Linked DNA regions of Mus musculus: region 2 is linked to region 1. Evidence: chromatin loops called from intact Hi-C (ENCODE). Cell type or tissue: left cerebral cortex. All regions are shown on one strand. Links, peaks and the distances in the headings refer to the core of each region. The heading gives the core; the rest is flanking DNA.

Region 1 (8,596 bases), core at 402-8,401:
TGCATAGGTGGGGCATAGCACTCCTGAGACCACTCCTGAGATGACCCCAGACACTCAGAGACCCCATGAACCGCTAAGAGGAGCAAGTAAAGCCAGGCGTGGTGGCGCACACCTTTAACCCCAGCACTCAGGAGGCAGAGGCAGGTGGATTTCTGAGTTCGAGGCCAAACTGGTCTACAAAGTGAGTTCCAGGACAGCCAGGACTACACAGAGAAACCCTGTCTTGAAAAAAACAAAAAACAAACAAACGGAACAAGTAAGTGATGGAGAAATGGAAGAGAAACAGAAGGATGTGGGCACTGTGAAGATGGGCAGAACTGGAGACTCGAGAGTAGTGAGGAGCACCCTGATGTGTGCAGCAAGTTATCCCACCTGGGACCATGGTGGGGTCCTGGCCTATGCTGCCACCAAGAACCAGGAAGGAAGGGAGGAAGGGAGGAAGGAAGGAAGGAAGGAAGGAAGGAAGGAAGGAAGGAAGGAAGGAAGGAAGGAGAGAAAGGAAGGCTGGAGAGGTGTTCAGCCATAAAGCCATTAAGAGCACTTGCTGCTCTTGCAGAGAACTCATGTTCAGTTCCTAGCACCACATCTATAGTTGTAATTCCTGGGGATTCAGCGCCCTCTTCAGGCCTCCGAGGCCCTAAGTACGCTTGTGATGCACAGATACACTTGCAAACAAAACACCCATAGTCATAAAGATAAATAAATAAAATATAAATACATTTAATACTCCTTAAGTTCTGGTGTTCTATAGTATCAAACTATTACACAGCGTCAAAATATTACTTGGTGTGTAAAAGCATCTGCCACATAAATCCAGAGATCTGCGTTCCATCCCTGGAAACTACACGAAAATGGAAAGAGAAGGCCAACTCTGCAAAACTGTCATCTAGCATCCACACATTCATGTGCCTGAGCACACACAAAAATGCATAAACTGGAGCCGGGCATGGTGGCACACGTCTTTAGATCCCAGCACTCTGGAAGCAGAGGCAGGAGGATTTCTGAGTTAGAGGCCAGCCTGGTCTACAGAGTGAGTTCCAGGACAGCCAGGGTTATACAGAGAAACCCTGTCTCGAAAAACAAAAACAAACAAACAAACAAACAAAAACAACAAAAAAGCATAAACTGTTTTTAAAACCTCACTGCTGGGGTAGAATGGAAATGTATCACCTTAAGCAAAGCTAACCCAGGCTCAGAAACACAAATGCTACATAGTGTCTTTCATATACAGGTTCTGGCTTTGAAACTTTAGATCTGTGTGTTTAACTTTGTATCTAAGAAAGAAAGGATCCACAGGGTGGGGAGAGGGATTAAAGGTTTAAATGAGGCTAAGGGTAGGGTAAAACAGGAGAGGAGCAGGTGAGGGCTTATGGAAACCTACTACTTTGAAAGCTGACTTTAAGATAGATAGATAGGGCCGGATGTGGTGGCGTACGCCTTTAATCCCAGCGGATTTCTGAGTTCCTAGGCCAGCCTGGTCTACAAAGTGAGTTCCAGGACAGCCAGGGCTATACAGAGAAACCCTGTCTCTGTCTCGAAAAACCAAAAAAAAAAAAAAAAAAAAAGATAGATAGATAGATTTTTAAGAGTTTGAACATGATAACTGCATGGACAATACTTACTTCCCCCGTAAGACATGTATTATTAAATGAATATCTCAGTTGCAGGTGTTGTATACCTTCTTCTGAATTATTGGTGGTCAGATAGACTTCAGAGTCCCCAAAAGAACTATTGTCGAGGCGGGAGTGATCTGCGAGCGAAACCTACACCATGAGTCTCCTCAATAAATCCAAGAGTGAGATGACCCCAGAGGAGCTGCAGAAGCGGGCGGAGGAGGAATTCAACACAGGTCCCCTCTCAGTGCTCACGCAGTCGGTCAAGAACAACACACAAGTGCTCATTAACTGTCGCAACAACAAGAAGCTGCTGGGCCGGGTGAAGGCCTTTGACAGGCACTGCAACATGGTGCTGGAAAATGTGAAGGAGATGTGGACTGAGGTTCCCAAGAGCGGCAAGGGCAAGAAGAAATCCAAGCCTGTCAACAAGGACCGCTACATCTCCAAGATGTTCCTGCGCGGGGACTTGGTCATCGTGGTGCTGCGGAACCCACTCATCGCTGGCAAGTAGAGCCTGCTCCCTGCCCTGCGAAGGCCTGCAGAACCCTGCCCAGTGGGCGAGAAATAAAACCCTGTGCTTTTTGGTAAAAAAAAAAAAAAGAACTATTGTCATTGCTCAGCAGGACCAGGTGGTGAGACCCTACTGCTGATGATATGGTTATCTGCAGGAGACCTGCATACAGTCAACAAGATCAGTTAACATTGTAACAGACAGCACTAATTAGACCCAGTGGATCACAATAAATAACAGAAAGGAGAAACATGAAGGGGAAGGTGATATGTTAGGGGCACCTGGGGAAAATGGGAGAGAAGAGTCAGGGTGCCTATATTCAAGATATCTGGTTTAGAGGCTGGAGAGGTAGCTCAGTGAAGAGCACTTATTAGTCCTCCAGAGGACCCTGGTTCAATTCCCAGCACCCACATCATGACTACACTATTTATAACTCCAATCCCAGGGAATCTAATGCCCTCTTCTGGTCTCCTTTGGTACCAGGCCTGTAAGTGGTACACAGACACACATACAGGCAAAACACCCATAGACATATAAGTAAACAGTTTTTAAAAGATATATTGTTTGCATGTATGCAGATGACAAAGAATAAGCAAAAGGTATGCTAGTAAAAAAATAAAATTGGGACTGGGCGGTGGTGGCGCACACCTTTAATCCCAGCACTTGGGAGGCAGAGGCAGGCAGATTTCTGAGTTCGAGGCCAGCCTGGTCTACAAAATGAGTTCCAGGACAGCCAAAGCTACACAGAGAAACCCTGTCTCGAAAAACCAAAAATAAATAAATAAATAAATAAAATAAAATAAAATAGAGACTGGGAGGTGGTGGTGCACACCTTCAATCCCAGCACTTAGGAGTCAGAGGCAGGCAGATTTCTGAGTTCGAGGCCAGCCTGGTGTACAAAGTGAGTGCCAGGACAGCTAGGGCTACACAGAGAAACCCTGTCTCGAAAAAAAACAAAAAACAAACAAATAAATAAATAAAATTGGGGTTGGAGAAATAGCTCAACAGCTAAAAGCACTGGCTGTTCTTCTAAGACTCAGATTCGATTCCCAATACCCACATGGTGGCACTCACAACCATCTGTAACTCCAGTTCCAGGGAGTCTGATAGCCTCTTAACTTCTGTGGGTACTGCATGCACATAATGAACAAACATACATGCAGGAAAATACCCATACTTATAAAATAAATAAATCCTGAAAATATAGAAAACACATTATAGCCCAGAAATATGTATAATGCTGTATGTTATTTAAAATAATAACCAGCCTGGTGGCATACACTAATGATCTCAGCACTTGAAACACAAAGGGAGGAGACTCTCCAATTTGAGGCCAACCTAGGCATCAAAGTGAGACTCTGCCTTTTTTTTTTTTTTTTTTTTTTTTGGATATTTTACTTATTTACATTTTAATGTTATTGCCTTTCTGCAAACCCCCTATCCCATCCCTCCTCCTCCCTGCTTCTATGAGGGTGCTCCACCTACTCCCACCTCCCTGCCTTTGGGGCATCAAGCCTTCACAGGACCAAGGGCCTCTCCTTTCATTGATGCCTGACAAGGCTATCCTCTGCTACATATGCAGCTGGAGACTCAAGTCCCTCCATGTGTATTCTTTGGTTGGTGGTTTAGTCCCGGGAGCTCTGGGAGGTCTGGTTGGTTGCTATTGTTCTTCCTATGAACTTGCAAACCCCTTTAGCTCCCTCAGTCCTTCCCCTAACTCCCCCATTGGGGTCCTCATGCTTTAGTCCGATGGTTGGCTTCAAGTATCTGCCTCTGTATTTGTTAGGCTCTGGCAGAACCTCTCAGGAGACAGCTGTATCAGGCTCCTGTCAGCAAGCACTTCTTGGCATCACCAATAGTGTCTGGGGAAGACTCTGCCTTTTAAAAATGCATATTTAAAAGAGTAAAATGCAAAAATGTCAATGCAAAATTAAACAAACACGACAAAAGAACTCTGACCTATTCTTGCAACCATTGTTCAAAAGAAAATAAGTTATGTCTTGTTTTTTATTGTTTTGTTTTGTTTCTTGAGGCGGGGTCACAGAACTCACTCTATAGAACAGGCCTCAAAAGCATAGATACACCTGCCTCTGCCTCTGGAGCGCTGGAATTTAAAGTCCTGCATAGCCACTGCCCAGCTAAAAACTAAGTTCTTAAGTGTAATTTTACCAAATGGTGCAAGAAATAAACCTCTGTCTGACAGTTTTGCAGAAAATCAAACTGTTCTCCCCAGTGATGGTCTGGTTCAGATAACAACCCCGGAAACAACTGGTCCAAAACATCAATTCACTACTAGTCAACAACTTCACTAATTTTCTTCCAATTTTGTTCCAACAAGAGAAAGTAAAACATGTCTCCCCACTTCCAGTTAGATTACGAACAGACTCCAATCAGAACCACTAGGCGACGGCTCTTTTCCCTGAGCACCCCCAACCCCGTCCCTTTTTATTATTTATTTTCTCTGAAATTCCCACATTCCTGTGAGCCTTTGCATCTGTACTTATGTACCAAAGGTGTAAAATGGTGGTTGGCTCACTTGCCATGGAAAACTCAGACCAAACAGCCGTTGATTTTTCTCATGCGGTCTTCATTTCGAATACTGAATATAGTAACTCTATGACAATTTTTCAAAATCTCTTTATGAGATATTGGTAATATCTCTAAAATATTCATCTTTTGCAAAGGACTTGTTAAAATCTTACTATTGGCCGGGCGGTGGTGGCACACGCCTTTAATTGCACTTGGGAGGCAGAGGCAGGCAGATTTCTGAGTTCAAAGCCAGCCTGGTCTACAAAGTGAATTCCAGGACTATACAGAGAAACCCTGTCTCGGGGGGAAAAAAAGAATCTTGTTATTACTAATCAAAATCAATATGCTAAAGGTCTCTCCTTTTCGGGGACAATCCTGTTGTTAAATGGATAGGTTTTCAGAGCCCGGAAGATGCAGATGGACTCTAAAAGGAGCAGTAGGAGTCGTCTACACCTGCGAGATCTGCAAGAACTACAATTCCCAGCAGTCCCTCCGGCGGCGCAGGTCCATGCGCGCGCAGGGATGGAGGCCTGTCTTGTTCCCGCCAATTCTCGTGTCAGTCCTGTCCGGGTCTAGTTCTTTACTTCATGGAGCCATTTGATCCTGCGGAGCTGCCGGAGCTACTCAAGCTTTATTACCGAAGGCTCTTTCCCTACGCCCAGTACTATCGCTGGCTCAACTATGGCGGAGGTGATGGAGGCTGGGACGGGATGGGTAGCGGGGCTGGGAGCCGTGTGTGAGAATACTTTGGGCGGGATGTCCTAGGAAGAAGAGAGGCACCTTCTTCACCAATGACAGGCAGCGTCCTTGGAATATTTACAGCTCCTGTTTATTGCTCCCTAGCAAATGTGAAATTGTATGCCCCTTCAGATTACAGGCTATCTAGAACAGAGCTGGGCACAGAGCACTCGTTAAAAATATTCCAGAGAGCCTAGTAGCTCATACCTATAATCCTTACATTCTGGAGATTGGGGCATGTGGATTTTCATGAGTTCAAGGCGAGCCAGGGCTACATAGTAAGCTCTAGAGCAACCTATTCTACACAATAAAACCCTGTCGTTTAAAAACTTATGTCAGGCTGGGCGTGGTGGCACACGCAGAGGCAGGCGGATTTCTGAATTCGAGGTCAGCCTGGTCTACAGAGTGAGTTCCAGGACAGCCAGGGCAACACAGAGAAACCCTGTCTCGAAAAACCAAAAAAAAAAAAAAAACAAAAAAAAAACGAACATATGTCTTCCCATTAGTTAAGGTTTTAGTTAAGGTTACATTATGCCCTAAACTGGAGTTAAAATTATTTTGCAGTGACAAAGAATTACTTTCAACACCGTGAATTTTCATTCACACTGAAAGATGATATTTACATTCGCTACCAGTCCTTCAACAACCAGAGTGAACTGGAGAAGGAGATGCAGAAAATGAATCCATATAAGATTGATATAGGCGCAGTATATTCTCACAGAGTAAGGAATCTTTTTTTTCTTTTGTATTTTGTTTGTATCTTTTTTGTGTGTTTATTTTATAAGCCAGAGTGAGTTCTTGCCCCCAAGTTTTGAAGGTAATGTTTTAGAGTGTATTATTGTTGATGAAACGCACCTTTTTTTCAAATTAATTTTAACACTCTATAGACTGAAAATCACTTGGCTGAAAATACCTTGCCTTCTTCCTAGGTTTAGAAGAAAAGGTGAGCATTGGGCTGGAGTGTAGCTCAATTGATAAGAGTGCTTGCCTGGCATGCATGAACGGTTGGATTCCATTCCTAAGAACACATAAACCAGGTGTAATGGGCATTGTCTCTAATCCCAGCATAAAGGAGGGAGAGGCCAGTTTGAAATACATGAGACCATGTCTTTTTTTTTTTTTAAGATTTATTTATTGTTATATGTAAGTACACTGTTGCTGTCTTCAGACACACCAGAAGAGGGCATCAGATCTCATTACAGGTGGTTGTGAGCCACCATGTGGTTGTTGGGAATTGAACTCAGGACCTCTGGAAGAGCAGTCAGTGCTCTTAACCATTGAGCCATCTCTCCAGCCCCAGTACGTGCCTTTTATTGCCTGTTCTGATAGGTATTGATGGACCCTTACAATACCCCTGGTCTTCAGTTGTGAGGGGAGCTATGATTTTCCTGAATAACCTGTGCTTTTTTTTTTTTTAATATGATATTTCTGAGGCTTTCAATGATTTATCATTAAACTCTCTTTGCAATCTTAACCCGCTCACACTTGCACACAATCCCATTTTAATCTTCCTGCTCTGCCTCCCGAGTTGCTGGAACTGTAGGTGTGTACCAAAGCACTCACCAACGGGTGTGATGTTTCACTGAGAAGTGACTTGGCTGAGCCATATTCTCAGAGACTCTTTGAGCTAAGTTCGCCTAGGTCTTTGTCAGGATAAAATCTCCACTAACATAGGAACTTTTGTTTAGTCACTGATCTATCCCTAGAGCCTAGAACGATGCCCACATATGCTCAGATTCTTCTGAAAGGAATCTAGTCTCCTGCCTAGGTTATCAGTGAAAGCCAACAGATGTGAGGAGAAAGTCCTGAGTCTCTGGATAAAGAGATGGCTCCACAGGAAAAGCATTCGGTTTGGACCTGAGTTCAAACCTCCAGCATCCACATAAAAGCTGGTTACATCTACGCTCGCACCTATAATGTGTGTGCGGGACAGAGGCAGGAGACACTGGGGCTTGCTGGTAATCAAGGGCAGCTTGGGCTACATGAAACCCTGTCTCAAAAACAACAGAGACTCATTTGAGGAGATATCTTTTAATATGTTGAAGGGATCTAAAATAATTATGTATGTGTTACTTGTGTGTACTGTAACAAGGAAAGACTTGTAAAATACTCTGTAATAGGAATTATTTGTATATACATTCACTTATTAGAAACTTCACATAGCTTTGTCACTTCTATCAAGCAACATACACTTAGAGTTAAATCATTACACCTGGGCTGGTGAGATGGCTCAGTGGGTAAGAGCACCCGACTGCTCTTCCGAAGGTTCAGAGTTCAAATCCCAGCAACCACGTGGTGGCTCACAACCATCCGTAACAACATCTGATGCCCTCTTCTGGAGTATCTGAAGACAGCTACAGTGTACTTACATATAATAATAAATAAATCTTTAAAAAAAAAATCATTACACCTTATTTTAAGTCGATAAAAAAAAAACTATCATCAATTCAGGTTGTATGAGATCCAAGCTGTCTAAAGTATCCTAGGTGTGGTATTATGCGGCATCTTTGACTTACTCACCGTGTGAATAGACGTGGGCATCTCTTACAGAGCCTGATGGCTGTTTGTATTCTTAGCCCAATCAACACAATACAGTGAAGCTGGGAGCTTTCCAGGCCCAGGAGAAAGAACTGGTCTTTGACATCGACATGACAGACTACGATGACGTAAGGAGATGCTGCAGGTAAGCGCCCTCCTGCTGGGGTAAGTGACAGTCACTGGCAGTGAGTAATGACGGCTTTGTTCCAGTTCTGCAGACATATGTTCCAAATGCTGGACTCTCATGACAATGGCCATGCGCATCATAGACCGGGCATTGAAGGGTATGTGTCAGTGTGTCCTTCGTGTCAGTGTGTCGTGAGTGTCAGTGGGTTGTGGGTGTCAGTATATCTGTCATATGTGTCATGTGTGTCAGTGTGGTGTGTCTCCGTATGTCAATATGTTGTATGTGTCAGTGTGGTGTATGTGTCAGTGTGGTGTGTGTTATGTGTGTCCATGTGTTATATCACTGTGTTGTATGTATCAGTGTGGTGTATCAGTATGTCATGTGTATCAGTGTGTTGTGTGTGTCTGTGTTGTGTGTGTGTTTTTGTGTGTCATTGTGTTATGCTCTCAGTCTCTGTATTTCATTATCAGATCACATATATTTCTTTCTTTTTTTTTTTTTATAATTTATTTATTGATTATATGTAAGTACACTGTA
Region 2 (8,596 bases), core at 268-8,267, 170 kb after region 1:
TGCACCACCACTGCCTGGCTTTTTTATTTATTTGTGTGTTTGTGTGTACATATTCAAATTCCATAGTTTGTTTGTAATCACAGAAGAACTCTCAAGAGTTGTCACTGGCTGGGCTGGGCGTAGTGGCACATGCCCTTAATCCCAGCACTTGGGAGGCAGAGGCAGGCAGATTTCTGAGATTGAGGCCAGCCTGGTCTACAAAGTGAGTTCCAGGACAGCCAGGGCTATACAGAGAAACCCTGACTTGGGGGGGTGGGGGAGTTGTCACTGTAGAATTGGGAGCAGAACGCCCATGGAGGGAGTTGCAGAGACGAAGTTTGGAGCTGAGATGAAGGGGTGGACGGTATAGAGACTGCCATATGCGGGGATCCATCCCATAATCAGCCTCCAAATGCTGACACCATTGCATACACTAGCGGGATTTTGCTGAAAGGACCCTGATATAGCTGTCTCTTGTGAGACTATGCTGGGGCCTGGCAAACACAGAAGTGGATGCTCACAGTCAGCTATTGGATGGATCACAGGGCCCCCCAATGGAGGAGCTAGAGAGAGTACCCAAGGAGCTGAGGGGATCTGTAACCCTATGGGTGGAACAACAATATGAACTAACCAGTGCCCCCCAGAGATCGTGTCTCTAGCTGCATATGAATCAGAGGATGGCCTGGTCAGCCATCAGTGGAAAGAGAGGCCCATTGGTTCGTGCAGACTTTATATGCCTCAGTACAGGGGAACACCAGGGCCAGGAAGTGGGAGTGGGTGGGTGGGGGAGTGGGGGGGGGGAGAGTGGAGGGTACTTTTGGGATAGCATTGAAGATGTGAATGAAGAAAGTACCTAATTAAAAAAGAAAAAAAAAAAAGAGTTGTCACTGGTTTCCTCCAGCCACCTGTGGGAGGGGAGACTGGACTCAGGTCCCCAGGCCAATGCACCTCTACCTGCTAAGCTATTTTACCAGCCTTCATTTGAGATAGTCCCTTGTATCACTTCTCCACCTTTTGGCTAAGATCAAGTGTAGCAATAGTCCCTTGTATAAGGGCCGGGCCTTTTCTCCTTTGTAAAATGGAGTAAACAATTACCTATTTCCTGTACGTGTAAGTGAAACAAACTGAAGCAACAAGTAAGCAACCATAAGAAGTTCTGGAGCTCAGAGAAAGCTTCCACATCAGCCCATTATGATTAGTTACTGTCTCCCAGGCTGTATCCTTTTGAGTACCATGTAACCAACATTTGAAGACCTTAAGTGAACACTGCCAAAAACTAGCATCTTAGTTACATCCAAAGCTATACTATGGGCTGGCAAGATGGCTCAGCTGGAAAGATACTTGTTGCACAATCCTGAAAACCTGGGTTCAAAACCTGGAATCCACAGAAAGAAGAACCAACTCTTCAGAGTTGTCCTTTGGTCTGCATGCACACGTCATAGCACATGTTGGTCTGAGTGCACACACACACCAAATGATGATAAACATAAACTAATACTAAGATCATCCTAGGACTCCTGGGACTTCCTCCCCTACCTTTTTTTTTTTTCTTTATATTTTGTGTATGTGAGTACACAGTCACTGTCTTCAGACACACCAGAAGAGGGCATCGGATCTCATTACAAATGGTTGTGAGCTACCATGTGCTTGCTGGGAATTGAACTCAGGACCTCTGGAGGAGCAGTCTTAACCTCTGAGCCATCTCTCCAGCCCCCCTACCCTACTTTTTTATCTCTTTAGATGGTGGCTCAAATCCTAAGCAAGATTCCTCCTCCCTGTGGACTTTCTCGGTTTTTCTCTGATGACTCTCCCCACAATGCAGCTGCTCCCGGACCTTCACTGATAGATCTGCCTGCTTTCTTAGATCCTAACTTACAAGACATAACTTTTTTCTTCCTCTCTCCACCTCCCTTCTCCCAATCTCTGCCAAGACCCATAGCCTGTTGCCCTCCTGTTTTCCTCTCAAATACTGATAAAATGGAGCTGGAGCTTCAAAAGAGAAACAAAGATTAAAACAGGAATGATGACACACATGTGTAAACTCAGCACTCGGGAGGTAGAAGCAGGAGGATCAGAGGTTCAAGAGTATCCTCTGCTTGCTACATGGTGAACTTCAGACCAAAGGCTACTGAAATGTCTCAGGAAAAGGAGGAGAGACAGCAGTTAAATCCTGAGATGCATAAGAGCCGTCCTTCCCCCTAGATACACTGCTCGCTTTTATAGTCTGTCCAATACGCTTAGAGCCACAAAAGTAAAGTGATCCAGTTGTACAAACTGATATAAAAGTTAGGTCAAAGGGCATAAGCAACACTTGCTGGAAGCTGCAGTTCTGGTGAATTACATACACATTTTTACATTGCTGGATGTCAAACCCAAATCCAACATTGAGCATCTACCTGTGAGCTTCATCCTAGTAGATTTTTATACTTTTAAAAGGAGGTATAGAGTTTTGTGGAGGAGATGGGGAAGAGAGCAGGGTTCTGTGGCTCTGCTGGAGAAGTACAGGAGAGGAAGAAGACTTCCGACCCTCTGGCATGTGTGTTCTGACTCCTTCCTGTCTCTCTTTATATTGCTCTTGTTTTCCAACATTTAATCAGTTTCTAATTCTTAGTTCTCATGAGCCCAGCACTAGGGTTCTTTCTTTATTGTTTTCTTTTGCTTGTTTTTCCTTGTGAGGGTTTCTCACTACGTTGCTTAGTCTGGTTCCCAGCTCAGACTCCTAATTACCCTCCAAGAAAGTAGAATTGTAGGCAGTACCACTATGTCCAGGCTAAGGGTTGTTTTGAAGAGGGGAGTAGAAATTGTTTGTGATAACTTTTTTTCTTTTTTCTTTTTGTTTTGTTTTGTTGTTGTTGTTGTTTTTTGAGATAGGGTTTCTTCTCTGTGTAGCCCTGGCTGTCCTGGAAATCACTTTGTAGACCAGGCTGGCCTCAAACTCAGAAATCCTTCTGCCTCTGCCTCCAGAGAGCTGGGATTAAAGGCATGCACCACTACACCCAGCTCTTGTGATAACTTTTAAGAAAAGAGAATTTATCCCACCTGATTCAGTATAGCCGAATTTGTAATTTTTCTAGAACATGCACTGAAAAAAAAAAAAGTATTCTTACTGGGTGTGGAAGCACACACACTCCCAGCTCTTGGGAGGCAGAGGCAGGCAGATCTATGTTGAATATGAATAAGGCTAGCCTGGTCTACATAGTGAGTTCCAAGACTTCCAGGGCTAAAAAGAGAGACACTGCCTCAATAAAACAAACAAACAAAAAACAACCACAAAAGGTGCTTTTTGTTATTTTGTTTTGTTTGTTTGTTTCTTGTGACTATGTGCCTGCCAAAACTAGAAGAGGGGGTTGAATCTCCCCTGCAGCTGGAGTAACAAGCAGCTGTATGATGTCAGGTATGGGCGCTGGAAATCATACTCGGGTCCTCTGGAAAAACAGCAAGCACTCTTAGCCTCTGAGTCATCATCATCTTTCCAGCACATTTTCTTTTTTTAAATACAAAGTCTCACAAATTTGCCCAAACTGGCCTGGAGGTCATTTTGTGAAGAATGTAACACTGCAGTGGGTGTGGTTGCACATGCCTGGAATCCCAGCCCTTGGGATACAGAAGCAAAAGGGCTCAGGGCTGGAGAACAGTCTACTAGTCTACTAGTCTACTAGTCTACTAGTCTACTAGTCTAAAGTCTCTGAGGCCAGCCTAAGCTACATTACAGACACACACACACACAGACACACACAGAGACACAGACACACACACACACAGAGACACACACACACAGAAGCACACACACACAGACACACACACACACAGACACACACACACACAGACACCCACCCGCCCACACACACACACACACTCCTTACTGTGTGTAACAACACTCATGAATGTTCCCGCTATTTAGGAAGCTGAAGCATGTGCTCTGCTGGGCCTCACAGCAAGATTCTATTTCAAAACAAAAAATAGGGGCTGGAGAGATGGCTCAGCAGTTAAGAGCACTGATTGCTCTTCCGAATGGTCCTGAGTTCAAATCCCAGCAACCACATGGTGGCTCACAACCATCTGTAAAGAGATCTGATGCCTTCTTCTGGTGTGTCTGAAAACAGCTATACTGTGCTGTTAATAAATAATAAATAAATAAATCTTTTAAAAAAACAATAAAAATTAAAATACACTTTTAATAATAAATAAATAAATCTTTAAAAAAACAATAAAAATTAAAATACACTTTTAAATAAGAATCACGAGTAAAGCTGGGCAGTGGTGGCGCACGCCTTTAATCCCAGCATTTGGAAGGCAGAGGTGGGCGGATTTCTGAGTTCGAGGCCAGCCTGATCTACAGAGTGAGTTCCAGGACTGCCAGGCCTACCCTGTCTTGAAAAAACAAACAAACAAAGAATCACAAGTAAAAGATTTGGAGCTGGACGGACCGCATCTGTTTGAGAAGATGTCTGTGATTCTATGATGTCACTATTGGCCCCTCGGGATCAGGGTGGAGAACAGAGATTAATGGATTACCTGCAGATGTGCTGGACTCTAGCCAGATACAGGCCATCATGTGTGCTTGAAAGTCAGAAGGCTGACCAGCATGCTAGTGAAGGTCTGGATAGGCTTCAGAAACCAGGAAATAAACCTCATCAAAGCCAAGGACACTCACCTCCAGTATACTCCCATCTACAATTTAAAAAAAGCTCCTCCCTCTGATGAACGTGTCTGCCTCAAGTACTCTGTAATGGAAATGATCTAAAAAGTTGAATTTATCTCCTTGTAAAGAGTTATGAAAAGGAAGGTTAGGGGGCTGGAGAGATGACTCAGCGGTTAAGAACACTGACTCTTCAAGAGGTCCTGAGTCCAGTTCCCAGCAACCACATGGTGACTCACAACCATTTGTAGTGGGGTCCAATGCACTCTTCTGGTGTGTCTGAAGACAGCAACAGTGTACTCATATAAAATAAATAAATAAATAAATAAATAAATAAATCTTAAAGAGAGAGAGAGAGAGAGAGAGAGAGAGAGAGAGAGAGACAGGTACTCAGAAGAGCGGATGTGGAATAGTGACCTGGGAAAAGGCATGTGTTCTGTGTCAGAGCCCAGACTGACCTCTGACTCATGTTCATCTTGTGTCTGGAGAAGAGTGCTTGTTGGCACAGGGAATTGGAGTTTAGGTTACCAGCATGTAAATGCACCACCACCTGTAATCTGCAGAGTCTAGCACCCTCTACTGGCCCCCATGGGTACTGCATAAAAGTGGTGCATGTCCATGCAGGCAAACCAAAACTTCCTTAGCTTCCAGACTTAGTTTCCAGACCACTGGGACCACAGGTGTATGCATGCATCCATGCCAGCTAGGAATCTATATTTTTCTGACTCTCCGTTCCTTTTTTTTTAAAGATTTATTTATTTATTTTATGTATATGAGTACACTGTAGCTGTACAGGTGGTTATGAGCCTTCATGTGGGTTTGTTGGGAATTGAATTCAGGACCTCTGCTTGCTCTGGTCAGCCCCACTCACTCCAGCCAAAAGATTTATTTATTATTATAAATAAGTACACTGTAGCTGTCTTCAGACACACCAGAAAAGGGCGTCAGATCTCATTACGGGTGGTTGTGAGCCACCATGTGGTTGCTAGGATTTGAATTCAGGACCTTCAGAAGAGCAGTCAGTGCTCTTACCTACCAAGCCTTCTCACCAGCCCCTAACTCTCGATTCTATCCTATTTTCTTATGACAGGCATGGCCTCAGAATAGCTTTGAAGGATGGATCTTGAACTCTGACCCTGCCTCTCTGGCCCAAATGCAGGCATTCCAGGAATGAGATACCACACACACTCACTGACTTGTTTGTTTGTGTTTGTGTTTATTTTTGTTTTGTTGTTGTTGTTGTTGTTGTTGTTTGTTTTTTGTTTTTTGAGACAGCGTTTCTCTGTGTAGCCCTGGCTGTCCTAGAACTCACTTTGTAGATCAGGCTGGCTTCAAACTCAGAAATTCACCTGCCTCTGCCTCCTGAGTGCTGGGATTAAAGGTGTGCACCACCATGCCCCGCACTGACTTTTAAGAGGTTCATACCCACCTCTTTCTTACATTGAATCTTGTTTTGTAACTTTCTGAGAGAATGTCTCACTGTATAGCAAGGCTGGGATAGGATTCAGTCTCTCCCCTCACCCTCTTCAGAACTCAGATTATCTGTGACAAACACAGGAACTTGGGAAAGCAAAGGACTTAGCGGGTTTGCCCTTCCATGTCACAGTCCCTCATTATGGACTGAAGCAGAGAGTAGATGCGGCTTACTGTACTCTTTGGCTTGTTCCACTAGATTTTCCTACAGCCCAGGCCCATCTGCCTAGGGATAGTAACGCCCACAGTGGGGTGTGTCCTCCTTTATCAATTAGCAATCCAATGATGCCTCCAAAGACTTGCTAACAGGTCAGCCTCTTCAACAAAAGTTCTCTCCCCTTCTCCAGGTGCATTTGCATCACAGACCCCTACACCTAGCTTGGAACTAATTGTTTTTCAGTCTGAAGAGCAAATCCAGGGCTTCTTGCTTGCTAGAGGAGTACTCCAACGCTGGATACGCCCCAGCCCCACTCTTATCTCTTGCTCCCAGACTGTGAACACCAGTGAAGTAGGAACTATACTTTTGTCAGTATTTTTTGTTTTGTTTTGTTTTAATGTTTATTTATTTGTTTTATGTATATGAGTACACTGTAGCTGTCTCCAGACACACCAGAAGAGGGCATCAGATCTCATTACAGATGGTTGTGAGCCATCATGTGGTTGCTGGGATTTGAACTCAGGACCTCTGGAAGAAGAATAGTCGATGCTCTTAACCATTGAGCCATCTCTCCAGCCCCTGTTTTGTTTTGTTTTAAGACAGGGATTCTCTTATAACCCTAGCTTTTTGTTTGTTTGTTTCGAGACAGGGTTTCTCTGTGTAGCCCTGGCTGTCCGGGAACTCACTTTGTAGACCAGGCTGGCCTTGAACTCAGAAATCCACCTGCCTCTGCCTCCCAAGTGCTGGGATTAAAGGCATGCGCCACCACTGCCTGGTGCTTTTTTTTTTTTTTTTTTTTTTAAGATTTATTATTTGTCATTTATATGAGTACACTATCTCTCTTCAGACACACCAGAAGAGGGCATCAGATTCCTTTACAGATGGTTGTGAGCCACCATGTGGTTGCTGGGAATTGAACTCAGGACCTCTGGAAGAGCAGTCAGTGCTCTTAACCCCCGAGCCATCTCTCCAGCCCTATCTTGGCTTTCTATTGCTGTGATAAAACACCATTACCAAAGCAACAATGGTGGGAAAGGATTTATTATAACTTATATGCCCCATCATGAACGGAAGTCAGCTTCTCAAATGTTGTGAAGCAGGGGCCAGGGAGAAATGCAGCTTACTGGCTTGTACAGTCTGCTTTCTCATACAAACCAGGATCTTCTGCAAAGGGGTAGGGCCACCTACTTTGGGATGGGCCCTCCCATGTCAATTAGGGAAATCCCCCTCCTCCCCCATTGCCCTACAGACTTGCCTGCAGGCTATTCTGACCGAGGCTTTTTTTTTCAAGTGAGATTCCCTTTCTCCAAATAACTCCAGCTTATGTCAAGCTGGAAAACAACAACAACAACAACCAGAACACTATCCAAATATAATTTAGATTCAAGAATGCTTGCTGACAGGATATAATTTTCATGCTTTTTAGACTGTCTCCATGGGAAAGGGAACCTCAGAGAATACTAGGAGAAACACTGCCATCTGCTGGGCAGAACAGGTCATGCTGCCTTTAGGAACCTGTCTAAGAGCAGAAGTTGGATTTATTTTTATTTTTATTTTTATTTTTATTTTTATTTTTATTTTTTGGGGGTGAGTATATGTGTGAGTGCATGTGTGAGTATATGTGTGAGTGTGTGAGTATATGTGTGAGTGTGTGAGTGTATGTGTGAGTATATGTGTGAGTGTGTGAGTGTATGTGTGAGTATATGTGTGAGTGTATGTGTGAGTATATGTGTTAGTGTGTGAGTGTATGTGTGAGTATATGTGTGAGTGTGTGAGTATATGTGTGAGTATATGAGTGTATGTGTGAGTATATGTGTGAGTGTGTGAGTGTATGTGTGAGTATATGTATGAGTGTATGTGTAGTATATGTGTGAGTGTATGTGTGAGTATATGTGTTAGTGTGTGAGTGTATGTGTGAGTATATGTGTGAGTGTGTGAGTATATGTGTGAGTATATGAGTGTATGTGTGAGTATATGTGTGAGTGTGTGAGTGTATGTGTGAGTATATGTATGAGTGTATGTGTAGTATATGTGTGAGTGTATGTGTGAGTATATGTGTGAGTATGTGTGTGAGTGTATGTGTGAGTATATGTGTAAATATATGTGTGAGTTAGAGGACTATACTGTGGGGCCCCCTTTCTCTTTACATAGGTCCCAGGGATCAAACTCGGGCTGCCAGATTCAGACATAAATAGCAAACGCTCTACCCATTGAGCCATCTCAGTTTGTTCTGATGCTGAGGTTTGAAGTGGAGCTCACTGTGTGGTAGAGGCTGGCTTTGAACTGTTCATCCCTCAGTCTCTACCTCAAAAGATTAAAATGCACCTGGGGCTACTTCTAGAGGCAAG

Evidence for each region. Peaks named below come from ENCODE experiments on the same cell type or tissue, not always from the same donor. Only the 100,000 strongest peaks of a DNase experiment are listed, where the experiment ranks them.
Region 2: it touches region 1 in a loop (3-fold over the local background); 2 of 42 quality-filtered maps call a loop at or near these places.

The regions. Positions count from the first base shown.
Region 1 is chr10:128,010,006-128,018,601 of GRCm38, forward strand. Prim1 (DNA primase, p49 subunit) reads left to right here and starts at 5,210. Exons shown (of 13, transcript NM_008921.2): 1 at 5,210-5,346; 2 at 5,959-6,116; 3 at 7,971-8,077; 4 at 8,143-8,216. The coding sequence starts at 5,244. It also overlaps the pseudogene Gm10120. In left cerebral cortex, for the core only: CTCF peaks have their summits at 5,149 and 6,614 (motif pointing right); a DNase peak (open chromatin) is centred at 5,160; H3K4me3 peaks cover 826 bases.
Region 2 is chr10:128,180,982-128,189,577 of GRCm38, forward strand. No RefSeq gene overlaps it. Among named protein-coding and RNA genes, the nearest start is that of Rbms2, 8.7 kb to the left of the region's middle. In left cerebral cortex, for the core only: CTCF peaks have their summits at 5,200 (motif pointing left) and 7,720 (motif pointing left); DNase peaks (open chromatin) are centred at 5,195 and 7,725.